Linked DNA regions of Mus musculus: region 1 is linked to region 2. Evidence: chromatin loops called from intact Hi-C (ENCODE). Cell type or tissue: left cerebral cortex. All regions are shown on one strand.

Region 1 (8,000 bases), 390 kb before region 2:
ATTCTAGTCTATTGTATAGTCCACCTCCTCCTTGGGCCATAGTAAATACGGGTGTAACTCAGCTATCTATAGTTCTAAGTATCTACTCTGGTTCCTCCTTAGATCACAAACTTCCTTCTTCCCAGATAATGGTAAATTCCTGTGTAGGGCAGTAATTTAGCTATCCATGCCCAGGGTCGGATTAAGGACTGCCTAGAATCTAATTTAGCTATATGTCAAAAACATCAGTCCTTAGGAGCACTTATAATAAAGCAATATTAAGGGAAAGCACACAGATCCCATTACCAACTAAAGCAAGGACACTGGAGCATTCATTCTACAGGATGCTATGGTTCCAGGAGACTAAGTTTCTGTGAACTTTTCACCTTGGGACAGTGCCCAGGTTTTGGGGGCCTGTCGCGCTTGTCACTACTGAAGTGGATGTAGCAATAGCTGTCCTCAAACACATCAGAAGATGGTTGTGAGCCACGATATGGGTGCTGGGAACTGAACTCAGGACCTCTGGAAGAGCAGTCAGTGCCCTTAACCTCTGAACCATCTCTCTGCTAGTTTCATGGCTCCAGTTAACCAACATCAATTGTCTCAGTTTTATTTCGATGGTGCTGGTCTCTTGTAATTAGTTGACAATTTGGATCCAGCTGACTAGCACAGAGTCTTAATTCAAAATAGCAAATATGCAGCTGGTGGGGGTGTGGGAGTGGCACATGTCTTTAATCCCAGCACTCTCGGGAGGCAGAGGCAGAGGCAGAGGCAGAGGCAGAGGCAGAGGCAGAGGCAGAGGCAGAGGCAGAGGCAGAGGGAGAGGCAGAGGGAGAGGCAGAGGCAGAGGCAGAGGCAGAGGCAGAGGCAGAGGCAGAGGCAGAGGCAGAGGCAGAGGCAGAGGCAGAGGCAGAGGCAGAGGCAGAGGCAGAGAGGCAGAGGCAGAGGAGGCAGAGGCAGAGGCAGAGGCAGAGGCAGAGGCAGAGGCAGAGGCAGAGGCAGAGGCAGAGGCAGAGGCAGAGGCAGAGGAGGCAGAGGCAGAGGAGGCAGAGGAGGCAGAGGCAGAGGCAGAGGCAGAGGCAGAGGCAGAGGCAGAGGCAGAGGCAGAGGCAGAGGCAGAGGCAGAGAGGCAGAGGCAGAGGAGGCAGAGGCAGAGGCAGAGGCACAGAGAGGCAGAGGCACAGGCAGAGAGGCAGAGGCGCAGAGAGGCAGAGGCACAGGCAGAGAGGCAGAGGCGCAGAGAGGCAGAGGCAGAGGGATCTCTGTGAGTTTGAGGCCAATCTGGTCAGCAAAGCCAGTTCCAGGACAGCCATGGCTACATGGAGAAAGCTTGTCTTGGTATGCAGCAGGCCTGTAAAAGCTTTAATTCTCAAGCTTCCTTCCAAGCTTTTATAAGGCAGGCCACCATCACCTGCATTTCTCTCAACTCCTCTCCTCCAGGTTCCCACAGAACCACTCACCAAGTTTTGAACAATCCTGTTTTCTGGGGGGTTTTTTGTGTGTCTTTTCCACCCAAAGCTCCAAAGTCTTTCCACAGTTCTTCCAAAAACAACACGGTCATGCCTGTCATAGTCATGCCCCATGATCCTGGTACCAATTTCTGTCCTAATTAGGGTTACTGTTGTTGTGATAACACATACAGACCAAAAGCAACGAATGTGGAGTTTGTTTGGCTTACACTTGCACAACACTGTTCATCATGAGGGAAATCAGGGCAGGAGTGCAAGCAGGGCTGATCCTGGAGGCAGGAGCTAACCCAGGACCACCTGCCTCAGGATGGCATGACACACCATGGACTAGGCCCTCCTCCTTCCATCAATAATTAAGAAAATACCCTACAGGCTTGCCTGCTTGTAGGCGTTTTTCTAACTGAGGTTTCTTCCTCTTGGATGACTATAGCTTGAGTCAAGTTGATGTAAAACTAGCCAAGATGGGTTTTACAATAGGAATTGTGTATGTTAGAGGCAAATTTTGAGGACTAGACCAAGAAGCCACTGGGTTGATTTTGGCCAGAATGAGGCTCACATTTACTGAGAGGGTTGCTATTCTAAAGAGGATTAAGACCCTTTATCCTCCTTCTATTCACCACATAGTGCTGAGGTGTGGAAAGTCTTTTGGGGTACCACTTGGCAGGAGTCTGACATTGGCTAAGGGCAAAGAAGTGGGCTTCAGACAGGAATCTGACATTGTCCTAGGACAGGGAAGTAAGCTCAGGCAGGAATCTAACTTTAGGCTGTGATAGGAAAGTAGGATAAGGCAGGAATTTTAGTCTTAGGGTGGAACTAGGACTCAGGCAAGATTTTTGGGCTTGGAGGAGAAAGTGGGCTCAAATATTTCGGTCATTATGATAAGCCCTTTGTAACAACTATCAGGAGTAATCACAGGATTTAGCTTGCCCAAAATACTTGCATGTAATTAAAGTGGTATTAAAAAGTGGGTTGGAGCCGGGCGGTGGTGGCGCACGCCTTCAATCCCAGTACTTGGGAGGCAGAGACAGGCGGATTTCTGAGTTTGAGGCCAGCCTGGTCTACAAAGTGAGTTCCAGGACAGCCAAGACTATACAGAGAAACCCTGTCTCAACCACCCCCCCCAAAAAAAAGTGGGTTGGAAAATAAAAATTTGCCTTCAGTCTCAGAATTGACTGGGGTTACCCTACAATGTTGTGTGTCTTTTTTCTTTTTAATCCTCACTCCCATGCTGGAGAACCTGTTGACTGACTGAGCGGGCTTGGTCACTGAGGCCCGTGTCTGAAGGGGAAAAGAACACTGGCTTTCTTTCTTTTTTTTTTTTTTTTCTTTCAATTTTTTATTAGGTATTTTCTTCATTTACATTTCAAATGCTATCTTGAAAGTCCCCTATACCCTCTCCCTGCCCTGTTCCCCTACCTGCCCACTACCACTTCTTGGCCCTGGTGTTTCCCTGTACTAGGGCATATAAAGTTTGCAAGACCAAGGGGCCTCTCTTCCCAATGATGGCTGACTAGGCCATCTTCTGCTACATATGCAGCTAGAGACATGAGCTCTGGGGGGTACTGGTTAGTTCATATTGTTGTTCCATATAGGGCTGCAGATCCCTTCAGCTCCTTGGGTACTTTTTCTAGCTCCTCCATTGGGGGCCCTGTGTTCCATCCAATAGATGACTGTGAGCATCCACTTCTGTAGTTGCCAGGCACTGGCATAGCCTCACAAGAGACAGCTATATCAGGGTCCTTTCAGCAAAATCTTGCTGGCATATACAATAGTGTCTGCGTTTGGTGACTGATTATAGGATGGATCCCTGGGTGGGGCAGTCTCTGGATAGTCCATCCTTTCATCTCAGCTCCAAACTTTGTCTCTCTAACTCCTTCTTTGTTCCCTATTCTAAGGAGGAATGAAGTACCCACACGTTGGTCTTCCTTCTTCTTGATTTTCTTGTGTTTTGCAAATTATATCTTGGGTATTCTAAGTTTCTGGGCTAATATCCACTTATCAGTGAGTGCATATCAAGTGACTTCTTTTGTGATTGGGTTACCTCACTCAGGATGATATCCTCCAGATACATCCATTTGCCTAAGAATTTCATAAATTCATTGTTTTTAATAGCTGAGTAGTACTACATTGTATAAGTACCATACTTTCTTTATCCATTCCTCTGTTGAGGGACATCTGTGTTCTTTCCAGCTTCTGGCTATTATAAATAAGGCTGCTACGAACATAGTGGAGCATGTGTCCTTATTACCAGTTGGAACATCTTCTGGGTATATGCCCAGGAGAGGAATTGCTGGATCTTCTGGTAGTACCCAATTTTCTGAGAACTCCTCTTTCACGGTTCAGGTGTCACGGACCTGGACAAAGAGAGAAGATCCAGAAGGAGCTATGTGCAGGGAGTGAAAGCGGGGAAGTGCTTCTGTTCACCTGCCCATTGATCACACTCATGTCCGCATTTCAGTTGAGACTGAAATCACTAGGCAGCCACACATTTCAGATTGAGGTGACTCCTCACTGCCATAAAGGTCAAACACCCTGTGCTGACACAGCTCCCCCTCCCCCACCGACTTGAGTCATTGTGTCTGAATGACTGTGCTGACACAAACGGGCCTCAGCTGGTGAATCCAACGGACAGAAGAAGTGGGGCACGGGGCAGGGCAGCCTGGCAGAGCAGAGACACTGGGCACAGGGGTTTTCTCTGCTCTGTGACCAGAGAGCTAGCTGGTTGCTTGATGACTAGAGCCGAACACGACAGTACAGAAATTAGAGGACTTGCCATAGAGGAGGTATGGGATGAACTTTGACCCTCACATCAAATGTCTTCAAGGTGATATGTGGAGGCCAGGTGGAACCCCCAAACTGTTGAGAGCTTCCTGTCAATCATTTATGACTCCCTTTATAGTGAGCTTTGGGGGTGCCCAGAGAGGTGGAAGCTTACATCCAGAGATCACAACTGTGCACCCCACTCCTGGCAGAGCAAGGAAGGTATGACCATTGGCCGGAACTTCAATGGTCAGCTCAGCGTGAAACAGGGACCAAAAATTGGCACGTGCAGTTCTCCATCTTATCGCTAGGTGGCAGCACTACCTAGGTGCTGTCCCCGTGGTTCTGTGTACAATGTGGAGCTAGAGAACCTTCCTTAGCGTTTCAAGCCTGGCCCGAAGATCCCAGCTTTGGGGTCAGCGCAGGCCAGCCTGAGTCCTGTGTTCGCACTTAATTAACACGGGCAAACCAGGTAGCGTCTTTTGAGGCTGTTTCTGTATCTAAGATGAGGGTTACAACAGTTCCTGAAAACATCACGAAAAGAAAAATAGGGCCAAAAAGGATGCCACCGGCAGTCTCTGCCAACCCTCGGAGCACATTCACATCCCTCCCCCATTGCAGTTATTTTTATTATTTTGTCCTTCACACTCACCCCAATGCTCACTTCAAACAAGCATATGAAAGCATTTTGAGGTAGGGAGAGAGAGGGCAGGATTGCCATCACTCTGAAACTGTAAGTCCCTTCCCTCTACAGGCTGACTTGGTCATTATGTCTCATAACAGCAATAGAAAAGTCACTAATACAGAGGAGGGAAGAGGGACAGAGGGACAGAGGGACTAGGCCGGTGAAGAACAGCAGAGTCCCAGAATCTTCTGCAAGGGTGCACCTTCAACGACCTAAGGAGCTCCTCTTGACCCTTGTATTTGGTTTCGGATCAAGGACAAGAGACCCAAGTGTGGATCTTACATACCAAAGCAGACCTGGCCTCCAGATTCTCCCAGAATCCCTCAGTCTCTACCTGGCATACCCTGCCCCCAACCTTGAACTTTCTAGCCCAGGGTCTGGGCTTTGGCTGTCGTGTCCCCCCCCCCCCCCAATCTCTTCCCTGTAAAATCCAGACATTTTCATCTCTTTTTTTCCTACTCTCTCAAAATGTTGAAATGTCATTGCAAGTCACCTCAGGCCCTCTTTCTTATCTTCATTGAGTTTATTAATATTGAACTCCAGATTATAAAATGAGTAAAGTCTTTCTGACTTTGAGGGGTAAACTTGACGATAACCCTGCCTAAAAGAGCCACGGAACCCATGGGATATCTGGGTTGCAGTTTTTAAGACATTGGCATTCCCACTTGTGATCCGGCCAAGCTTTTTTTTTCTCACACTTGGCACTGCAGTATTTGGCGGTTCGGCACAGAGAACACCACACCATCTTTTCTTTCTTTTGCCAGGGCTTCAAAAAGGTTAAAAGTAGACAGCGGCAGCTGAGAATCATCTGTGATATGTTATTTGTCCGCTGCCAGGGAAATGAGCCAATTCAAGTCAGATTATATTATATTAAAGTGGGTTTATTGAGAAGCTGCTCTCGGGCAAATTCACTGGCTCCAAGGATTGAGGCCAGGGGAGTCGCCATGGTGAGGGATATGGGAGGATGCACAGGAACACACACACACACACACACACACACACACACACACACACACACACAGAGAGAGAGAGAGAGAGAGAGAGAGAGAGAGAGAGAGAGAGAGAGCAAAACGTTGGAAGGGAAGAGCCTGGGGAGGGGTAGGGGCAGTGTTGGAAAGTTCAAGGCAGGGTTTGCCAGGTAGGAACTGCGGGATGCTGGGAGAATCTGGAGACACAGTCTGCTTTGGTATGTAAAATGTGTACCTCTGTCCCATGTCTCTGGTCTGAAACCAAACGCCTTGAAGAGTAAAGCTTCCACTATATTCCAATAACGTCATCCTGGAGACCAAACCTTCAGTTGTAAAGCTCTGGGGTTTCAAATCCCCAGCCATTATTTAAAGGCAAGCAGCTGTATTTGGTGTAGGACGGACCAATGCGCCTGAAGCTAGAGGCTGAGCTCAGCTTGTTGTCATGGTTCCTGCTAGAAGCAGTAGTGGTTGTCCAGGTCGGCTAGCTGCTCTGGGGACTGGTGCATGGTTAGCAGAATGCCTGGCTTCTAGTAGGGCATAGGCATCCCAGAGCTCACTCAGGGAGCCCTGAGTGTCAGGACCCAGTGTCCCTCTATGGGAAACCCATATATAGCCACTATCTTTGGTTTGTTTTAAAGATTTGTTTATTTATTTAGTTCATGTATGTGGGTACACTGTACTGTCTTCAGACACACCAGAAGAGGGCGTCAGATCTCATTACAGATGGTTGGGAGCCACCATGTGGTTGCTGGGAATTGAACTCAGGACCTCTGGAAGAGCAGTCAGTGCTCTTAACTGCTGAGCCATGTCTCCAGCCCTGTCTTTTGGTTTATGACTTTGCTGGAACAATATGTTTAGCTCACAGATACAAGGGAAGGTACAGAAGGTAGCAGGAACCTGGACAGCTACACGAGTTCCCTGGTCAGGGCTCCTCCTGTGGTGGTGAACTGGCCTCACCCTTCCTTCTCTGAGAGCTTTCTCTTGAAGAGTCAAATTCCCAGGAGATGTTCTCATTGGCTCAGCCTGCATCACATGATTGCACCTTAATCAGATAAATCAAGCCCTCTTGATTATCCGTCCTTTGCCTAGAAGGAGGCAATTCTTTTTTAAAAGTTTATTAGCAAATTCATTATACATAATGGGGTTCATTAAGATAGCCTTATATGCATAATATAGTTTGATCATAATTACCCACCAGTACTATCTTTTGTCCCTCTCCTGTCACTGGTCACCTTCCTCTTTTTGAGGCAGTCCCTTTCTACTCTGTAGGTCTTTGGTGACTGCCTGAGGGCCTTCCCCAGTGGAGGGTCCTTGATGACGGGGCAGCCCGAAGAGGAGATAAGAGGAGGGGCGGGAGGAGTGAGTCAGGCGATGGTGTTCTGGGGAATCTGACAGCTCTGACTGACTAGCAGTCAGGTGCTTCTTTATATAGGTTTCACAGAACAAGGACAGACTAATGGTTATCTAAGAAATATAGATTATGGTTGATTTTTTTTGTTACATGTCCAAGGTTACAAGTTCAGTCACAATTAGAAAATACAAACAGAACCAGGTATTATTATTATTTTTAAAGATTTATTTATTATACATATAAGTACACTGTAGCTGACTTCAGACACACCAGAAGGGGGCATCAGATCTCATAACGGGTGCTTGTGAGCCACCATGTGGTTGCTGGGATTTGAACTCAGGACCTCCGGAAAAGTAGTCAGTGCTCTTCACCGCTGAGCCATCTCTCCAGCCCAGGTATTATTATTTTTATTATCAGCCCTATAACTTCAATTTAAAGAATCTAAAGAATGTCTCCTCCAAATCAAACACATTTATTATATGACAGCCTGCTTGGAGGTTGGCAGTGTTTGCAGTTTGAAAGCACTCCAGACAAACAGAAAATATCTGAATTGGTCTTTTTAGGAGTAACAAATACCAACGCCTAACTTCTTTTACTATATGTTTCATCATCCTTGCTATAAAGTAGGAAAGGTTTATTTTAGTCAATCTCTCTTATTTACTGAGTTCTTTTTCCCGGGAGTGTACCCTCTATGACCCCCTATCTTTACACTACATTTACAAAGAGCTCTAAGCTATAATTAAAAGAGACCTTAGTCTGTAACCTATTCTCCTGGCCAGTCAGAGTTT
Region 2 (8,000 bases):
GCTGTTGGAGCACAACCACAGTTTCAGTTCCAGTTCCTTTTTGCAAGTTTCTATTTAGGGACCCTTAAATAATTGATGTCTAAGAAGTTTCATACTGTTGCCTCTCTGTCTCAGTCAGGAAGCTTTGGATAGGGAAGTGCAGAGCAAGAGGAAGATGTTACGCAGACTACGCTTGGTTTATTATATGTCTTATTAGTACCTTTTCCTTGGGGTTTTTATTTGTTTGGTTTTGAGTTTTTTGTTTTTGTTGTTGTTTCGTTGAGACGAGATCTCACCATGTAGCCTGTCCTGGAACTCACTATACAGACCTGACTGGCTTTGAACTCACAGAGATCTGCCTGCTGCTGCCTCCCAGGTGCTGAGATTAAAGACATGTCCCACTGCTCCCAGCTTTCCTTGGGGAATTTTGTGCAGATAAATACTAGGTGAATGGCAACCCTGGACTCTCAACTAGAAAAGCTATAAAACTGTACACTGTTTATCTTCTAATAGGGTGTGAAAAACCTTATGCTGAGTTGGTAACTGTAGCTGCCTCTGGAAGGGAATTGAAGAGCGGTCAAGGTAGATTTAGGGTCGTTTTTAGCAAATGTATGATTTCTCTTGGCTCTGAACATAATCAAGTCCAGTGTTGTATGACTTAGATATGCAAAACCCTGTTAGTTTTTGGTTTTGGTTTTGAGCTCCTCTGTGATACTGCAGGAGCACATGCTTCCTCCTTCTGCCTACATTCACCTAATATGACTCTCGAAGCTGCCATGCTAGCTATAGTGTCAATTGCCTACCAAAGGATGAAAGGGCAATGTAAAGTGCTGTACTACAGTCAGGAATGTGGAGGGACAGGACCTCCTCCTTCACAGCCTTCCACTGAGCTGTTCTGTTTTGCTGGAAGTGGTGCACAGGCTCTGTCTCCTCGTGTCTCCACCCTACAATGCAAAGTTGAAGTTTCGAGAATGCATCACCATGCCCAGCTTTTAAAAACATGGATGCTGGAGATGAGTGCAGGTATTCTTGCTTGCATAGCAAGTGATCTTACCACAGAGCCATTTACAGCATCTCCCTAGCCTTGTTGTGAAGTCTTTTTTATACACTCAGCTGACCTTGTCCTGGAGATCTCCCTGCTCCTGCCTTCTGAATGCTGGGTTTACATGAATCACTACTACACACATCTTAAAGAAATCTTAATTAAAATTAAAGATCTAAGGTGGAAAAATATAGTTTGTAGAGAAAGGTAGAAAGCCAAATTTTAAAATATCTTAGAATGATTGACAGAGATTTGAATGTGTACACAGACTCGTAGATGGTGCATTCTGCTCACACCCCTCCCCCACTTCTCTTGGGCTCCTTCCCACACTGGCTAACTCCTGCCCTCACTACTTCTTTACGGGTGCAGTGCAGTGCAGGCTGTAAGGAGGAGACTCTGCTCCTCCAGATGGCTTTGTTTTGTGCTTTGATGTTCTTTACTTAAGCAGTTTTTTCAGGGAGTTGGATCCAATTCTGATCTTTTCCAGATTGCAAAAGTCGAGAAACTCAAACCACTGGAGGTGGAGTTACGACGGCTCGAGGACCTTTCCGAGTCCATTGTTAATGACTTTGCCTACATGAAGAAGCGGGAAGAGGAGATGAGGGACACTAATGGTGAGTGGGGTAGCTTTCATTTCTCAGTGCGTGAGCTGTAAAGGAGACAGATTCTGGACACTGAATGCTAACGTACACATTTCTCAGTTTGGGAAAAGTGGAATATGATTTAGGGAAATAAAATTGCTTCTCTAGGGCTATTGTAACTAAAAGGTAAATCAGCTGGCTAGGTTTTCAGAAGAATGACATTTCCTTTGGTGATATGTAATGACTATATTTTTGGTTAGCTTGTAGCAAAGTATTACCAACTTGTAATTTTTAACATTTTAAATGGGATTAAAAACAAAGCAAAAGGAAACAGGGCTAGAGATGGAACTCAGAGCCTTGTGCATGCTAAGAAAGTGGTGTACCACTGAGGCGGCTATAGTTACCAACTCAGCATAAGGTTTTTCAGATCCTATTAGTACAGTTTTAGAGTTTCTTATCGGGATCTTGCTATGTAGCCCAGGCTGGCCTGGAATTCAGGATTCTCCTGTCTTAGCCTCTCAAGTGCTGAGATCACAGGTGTGTTACCATACTCACTTTTGCTTGCTTGCTTTAATTGTTTGAACTCTGAGACCTATGGACAGAATGAGGCTAACTAATTGTCTTTACGCCCTAGCCATTGTTTAGCCAAACTGAAGCAACTTAACTTCATTCCATTTACAGTGTTTTTGCATTGTTTTGTTTCTTTAGAGTCCACGAACACCCGGGTCCTGTACTTCAGCATCTTTTCCATGTTCTGCCTCATTGGACTAGCCACCTGGCAGGTCTTCTACCTGCGTCGCTTCTTCAAGGCCAAGAAGTTGATAGAGTAATGAGGCTCAGTGTTCTGTCCCCTAGAGCCAGCAGAACATCGCTGGGACATGCCTGGCCTAGCCCAAGGCCATTCTACTAACAGTACCATCAAGGCACAGCTGAGCTTTCTTGCCAGAACTGATACTTTTGGTATGAGAGCACATGGGCACCACCTATACCCAACAAGTCAATGAGGACTTTAATGCAGTAGGATTTGGACTGGTTTTGCAACAAGATTATTAAAGTCGCCTATGGAAAGAAAACAAAATAAAACAAAACAACAAACCGGGGTTACCTAGATAACGCCAAAGCCAGCCTTCGTCCTGGGTCGCCCGCCTCACAGGATCTGTTTGAGCTGTTTGCTTTTTCTCTCCCACCTGCTCATCGCCTTGTCCTTCACTCTAGTTCTCCTCCCAAGATTTCTCTGACTGCGGTCAGCTCTTTCATATCAGTTGTCTCTTTGGTTTCCTTGTGAAAACACCTTGAACTTCTCTTGGTCCTTAGATGAAATGTTTACATAGCTTCTGGTGATATCCTTCATAATTTTATGTCTCCTAAAAGGGTCATGGGTGGGACACATTAAAAGGTGAGCTTTGAACTGTAGATAATCTCTTAAAAAAATCTCATTTTAGACCATTAAAATGTTTGTGCTCAACTGCTTGAAGTCCTTGTGTATGTGTGTTTAGTTCTGTCCAGTTTATCACTTGTAGATCCTGTCGATCATTTCCAGGTAGAGTAGTTCCATCCCATGGTCTTCATTTGCAGTGTTGCAGCTAGCCACTCCCTTCTCCACCCCCCCCCCCACCCCCCCCCCGCTCTGGCTCCCTAATCTGCTGCCCTGTTCTGAACTCTAACTCTGTTATGTAAATGGGTCATCTAGAGTGTAACCTTTGGAGGTTGGCTTTCTCCACTCAGCATAATTCCCATGAGGTGCCTCTCCAAGGCGGTGCACATCCTGGTTTTCCTCCAGGCTATGGATGGTACTGCATTGTGCTTAAAGGTCATGTGGGTGGCCTGGGGATTGGGCCTAACTATTAAAGTTCTTAGGTGAATGTAAGTTTTCATCACTCCGGGATAAATACCTAAGAGGGCCGTTGCTGTGCTGTGTAGGAAGCACATGGAGTTCTAAAGGAAGCCTCCCTGCTCTGTCTAGAGTGGCTGTATGGCAGGTTACAGCTCTACATTCTCTGTGGTCTTTATCATTGCTATTTTAACTTCTCCCCTTGAGTGGATGCCTGTAATATCTCATTATGGTTTTAATTTGCATTTTCCTAATGGCAGATGGCGTTGAGCATCCTTTCTCATTCTTGTCGTTTGCCATCTGTCTGTCCTTGTCAGTGAGATGTCCGTTGGTGGCTTTTGCCCATTTCTATGTGGGTCATTTGTTCACTTCACTGTTGAGTTCTGTGTGGGTTCCTCTATCAAATGGGTTGTTGCTTGAACTTTTCATATAACTTCTACCAGGAAAAATAAGTAAATTTTACCAGCCCTTCATGTATGGTCAATCACTGATCTAACTCCTGTTCTTCAGTGTTATCTCTGAGATGTGGATATACGGGGTTTAACTTGGACATCTGGGAAAGTCACAGATAGTAAATACTTGAAATATATATGTTGTAAAATCAAAGCCAAGGTTCATTCGGTGGAAGTTTTAGGTACCTCAAGGCAGTTCTGGAAAGTGTACCCCAGTTTACAGTGCCTACCTACCATACAGAAGGCTCTGGGCCTGATTGCCAGTGGCGGGGGCGGGGGTGGGGTGGGTACAAATGCTTGTAAACAGGAAAAATACTTGTTTATCATCTAAAGTCTTTCCCACTTCTCCTGGGAAAGTGGGTAACCTTTTAACCCTGCTGACCTGTTACAGGGCTTATCTCAATTGCAGTTCTGAGAATTACAGGGCTTGCAGTAAAGAAGTGGAATATTGAAGTTACCAGAGAATACCGTTAGGATGACCTGGATGAAGTATGCAGGTGGATGGGAAAGATGTAGTGGTTAAGTCTCAGGCTGTGCTGTTAAGGTTCCAGTTACTATGAACTCAAAAGCCTTTGTCTTATGACTTCCATAAATTCCTCTTGCATGGCATCAAGTGTTCTCTGGTACAATAGTGCCATCTGCTGTTGAAAAATGATCTAAGATCTAAGATCTTAGAATACAAGTCCTCACCATGGCAACAGCAGATGGTCAGAAATCTGTAACATTCATATATCAAGTGATAGGAGAACAATGTAAGTATGAAAAGAATAAACTTTGGGGTCAAAATCCATTTGTAGACTTTTAAGTGCAAAACCATAGCCTGTCTGTCCCATTAGCCTAACAAGAGACTCCTGTTTTCTGACGTGTGCCTTCCCCCCTAAGGAGCAGTGACAGCCGCTCTATTAGATTTCTATTTTCTTTTCTGAAAAATGTCAATTTTTCAGAGAGGAGAAAATAGAGCATTCTGTCCATGTTTTTGTTTCCAAGAACAAGTATAAACTTAAGCTCTGTAGAACTGAAATTCTTTCAAGTCCTTTCGATCATTTTGATCATGCCCAAAACAACCAAACTGGACAACATGCTTTTCAGTTCAGTTGAAGAGCATTTGCCTTTGACAGTAGGCGTGCACAACAGCATATCCGCTTTATAAACAGGTATATTATCTGCTTCCCTCCGTTCCAGCATAGTCAAAATAACTGAGAATCATACAGTTTCAACAAACCTTGTTCCTTACCATTGTCATGAACCCCCATCAGAGCCATCTTCTGTTTGTTAATGGGAAGAGGCATGTGGGATTTATACAGGCTCACCTGTTGGAGATGTTTGTGTAAACTTTCACAAATAAAAGCTAGCAGAAACCATTTGAGGTGTATTTGTCTGTTAATCTTTAGTGCCCCTTTGTCTGGGTGAGCAAGGATTCCTCTATAATTGTTGTTTTTTAAAGCACAGGGAGTGAAAACAGATAAATTAAAGAAAAAAAAAGTCACTGATTTACTGCAGGGCACTTAAGCAAAAGGATGTTTTAATCATTATGCTAATGAAAGAAATCTTGAGCAGATTTCCTCAGAAGGCTAGAGCTTTGAGAGCCAGTAAGATGGCTCTGTGGATAAAGGTTTTGCCATGCAAATCAGGCAACTTGAATTCAATCGGCACACACACACACACACACACACACACACACACACACACACACACACAAAACAGAGCCCTAATCACCTACTCCTTTGCTTTAGTTTCCCACTGTCCACAGGAAACACCAAACTGTACAACATACAAAGTGTACTTCCTGCTTCTGCCCAACAAGTGTAATGGCGCCAGTCCCATAACCTTAGTTTCATCACGCCCTGCCCTTTCCTAATTCTGGGGCCAGACTGCAGGGTTTGCCTCTCAAGTTCCTCCTAACTAGCTGTATCACCTAAAACAATCCCCACCCCACCCCCAACAGACACATAAACATTGTTTTCATGGCGCTCTGAGGATCTGGGGCCATAATATCATTAAAAAAAAAAAAAAAAAGAAAAGAAAAGAAAAACAAAACCCTTTAGCATTGTCCCAACTTAGGCAACCCTGTGGTGGTCATAGTCCTGCAACTTTATAGACTTAATGAAGAAGGAAAAGGAGGAAAAGGAGGAAAAGGAGGAGGAGGAAGAGGAGGAGGAGGAGGAAGAGGAGGAGGAGGAGGAGAGGAGGAGGAGGAGGAAGGAAGAAGGAATTGTTAAAGTTGTCAGAAGTCTAATGTTTTAGCTTGCTCCATTATCTTTGCTACACTATCGCTACAAAAAAAAAAAAAAAAAAAAAAAAAAAAAGGAGCCCTGCCCAACAAGCCAAGTGACAGCTAACACAGTCACAGCTCCTGGGACAAACGTGTCGCCAGGATTAGCCTGGACCACCTCCAAAATGTGACGCAGTCTGGAAAGCTGGTAGGGGGTTGTAGGGAAGCGGTCTGCAAACCCGCCGTGTGGTCACTCTTCCGCTTCCACGACACTCGCGGGTGTGAAGGCCAGCGACGCCCAAGGTGTGCGGGACGCATCTGCAACAAGTGGGCACGCGAAAGGCGGAGGGAAAACCTCGGCGAGCCGGAAACACTAAGAACCGCTTCCGGGTCAGGGGGCAGGAGCCACCATGGAAGCTCCCTGGGCCGCGGGGCCACCTAAGCCGCTGCCTGGCGTCTGAGGCCATTGAGGCGCTAAGCGGCCGGCCCTGCCCGCCGTGGATACGCGGGCGGCTCCCGGCGAGCTGCGGCCTCCGCCGCCATGTCGGTGCTGGGCGAGTACGAGCGACACTGCGATTCCATCAACTCGGACTTCGGAAGCGAGTCCGGGGGTGGCGGGGACTCGGGCCCGGGCCCCAGCGCTGTCCCAGGGCCGCGAGCCGGCGGCGGGGCGGCGGAGCAGGAGGAGCTGCACTACATCCCCATCCGCGTTCTGGGCCGCGGTGCCTTTGGGGAGGCCACGCTGTACCGCCGCACCGAGGTAGCGGCCCTCGGCTCCGGCCGCTGCCGGGCCTCCCCGCGCCCTCCTTCCCGGCCCCGCTTTCCAGTGCTGCTTGCCCCTGGCCCTCTATGGTCAGGCGTCCCTTGGGGTTTAGGTCTCGGGAACCCCACCGTGCTTTCGCTTCCCCTGCTGTAGGACATTGGTTTAATCACCGCTGTCACTGAGCGAGTCATTGAGCGGTCTTTTGCATTTTAGTTTTCCCATTTGTTAATTGGACTTAGCGATAACAACCTCGCCCCCCCCCCCAAAAAAAAAACCTTTACTTTTTTAAAGGTTATTTTGAGGTCCAAACGAAGGTGCTTTGCACATTGGGAACAATATAAAAAGCTTACTTGCTCTTTGGGAACAGTCTGTAAAAGCTTACTTCCTTTCGTATAGCTGTTGAAGGGCGGGATGGGGAGTTGGTGTGTACTTCCAAATAGCCACACTGGCAGCTACAACACACTGCTAGCCCTGTAGGCTTTGTTTTCTTGTTTTTGTTTTTGTTTTTTTCATAAATGATCACTCGGAGGATTTCCTTGATCACCAGAAAGATCATTGTTTGTTTGTTTGTTTTCTTGCTTTTCCTTCAGTGATTGTATAAGACAAATACTTTATTGGTGGAGTTGAGTCTGGAGAAACAAGGACCCCTTTCTTTGAGAACCCAAGGAAGCTAAGTCATTTTTCCCACCTTCTTGCATAAGGTCACAATGGAGAGACCCATGAGTTACTGAATCCAAAATTAAGAATGTGTACTGATTTAAAACCCTGTAGTGAGTCTACCTCCAAAAGTTAACCATAACTTGAGTCTAATCACCACAGCCTTAAAACTCTAGCTTTAGGGTAAACATTTAATGAGAACTTGCTGAGGTTGCAAAAGGTGATTCATGCACTTGCAATTCTAGTGTCTGCTCCCAGCCAGAACTTTTTGTGCTGGGGATAAAACGGGCTTTGCCAGTGCTCAGAAGGCATTCCACTACTGAGCCATACCTCCAGCGTCCAGCATATATCTATGAAAGATGGAAGAAAAGTAGTTGCAAGAAAATATCTTTGTGTTCTTTTCTATTCCAGTAACCAACCCATTAGTGGACATTATCATCTGTAGTCGCCTATGTTCTTATTTGTGCCGATTATTTTCTAGCA

The links. A loop is a pair of places that touch in the nucleus more often than their neighbours do. Peaks named below come from ENCODE experiments on the same cell type or tissue, not always from the same donor. Only the 100,000 strongest peaks of a DNase experiment are listed, where the experiment ranks them.
Region 1: it touches region 2 in a loop (4-fold over the local background); 4 of 42 quality-filtered maps call a loop at or near these places.

Annotation. Positions count from the first base shown.
Region 1 is chr12:85,726,104-85,734,103 of GRCm38, reverse strand. No RefSeq gene overlaps it. Among named protein-coding and RNA genes, the nearest start is that of Flvcr2, 16 kb to the left of the region's middle. In left cerebral cortex, a CTCF peak has its summit at 4,499 (motif pointing right); DNase peaks (open chromatin) are centred at 4,048 and 4,526.
Region 2 is chr12:85,337,860-85,345,859 of GRCm38, reverse strand. Nek9 (NIMA (never in mitosis gene a)-related expressed kinase 9) reads left to right here and starts at 6,498. Exons shown (of 22, transcript NM_145138.2): 1 at 6,498-6,857. The coding sequence starts at 6,639. Tmed10 (transmembrane p24 trafficking protein 10) reads left to right here. Exons shown (of 5, transcript NM_026775.4): 4 at 1,509-1,635; 5 at 2,311-5,246. The coding sequence ends at 2,432. In left cerebral cortex, CTCF peaks have their summits at 3,413 and 4,520 (motif pointing left); DNase peaks (open chromatin) are centred at 1,358, 4,518, 5,712 and 6,469; H3K4me3 peaks cover 1,480 bases; H3K27ac peaks cover 899 bases.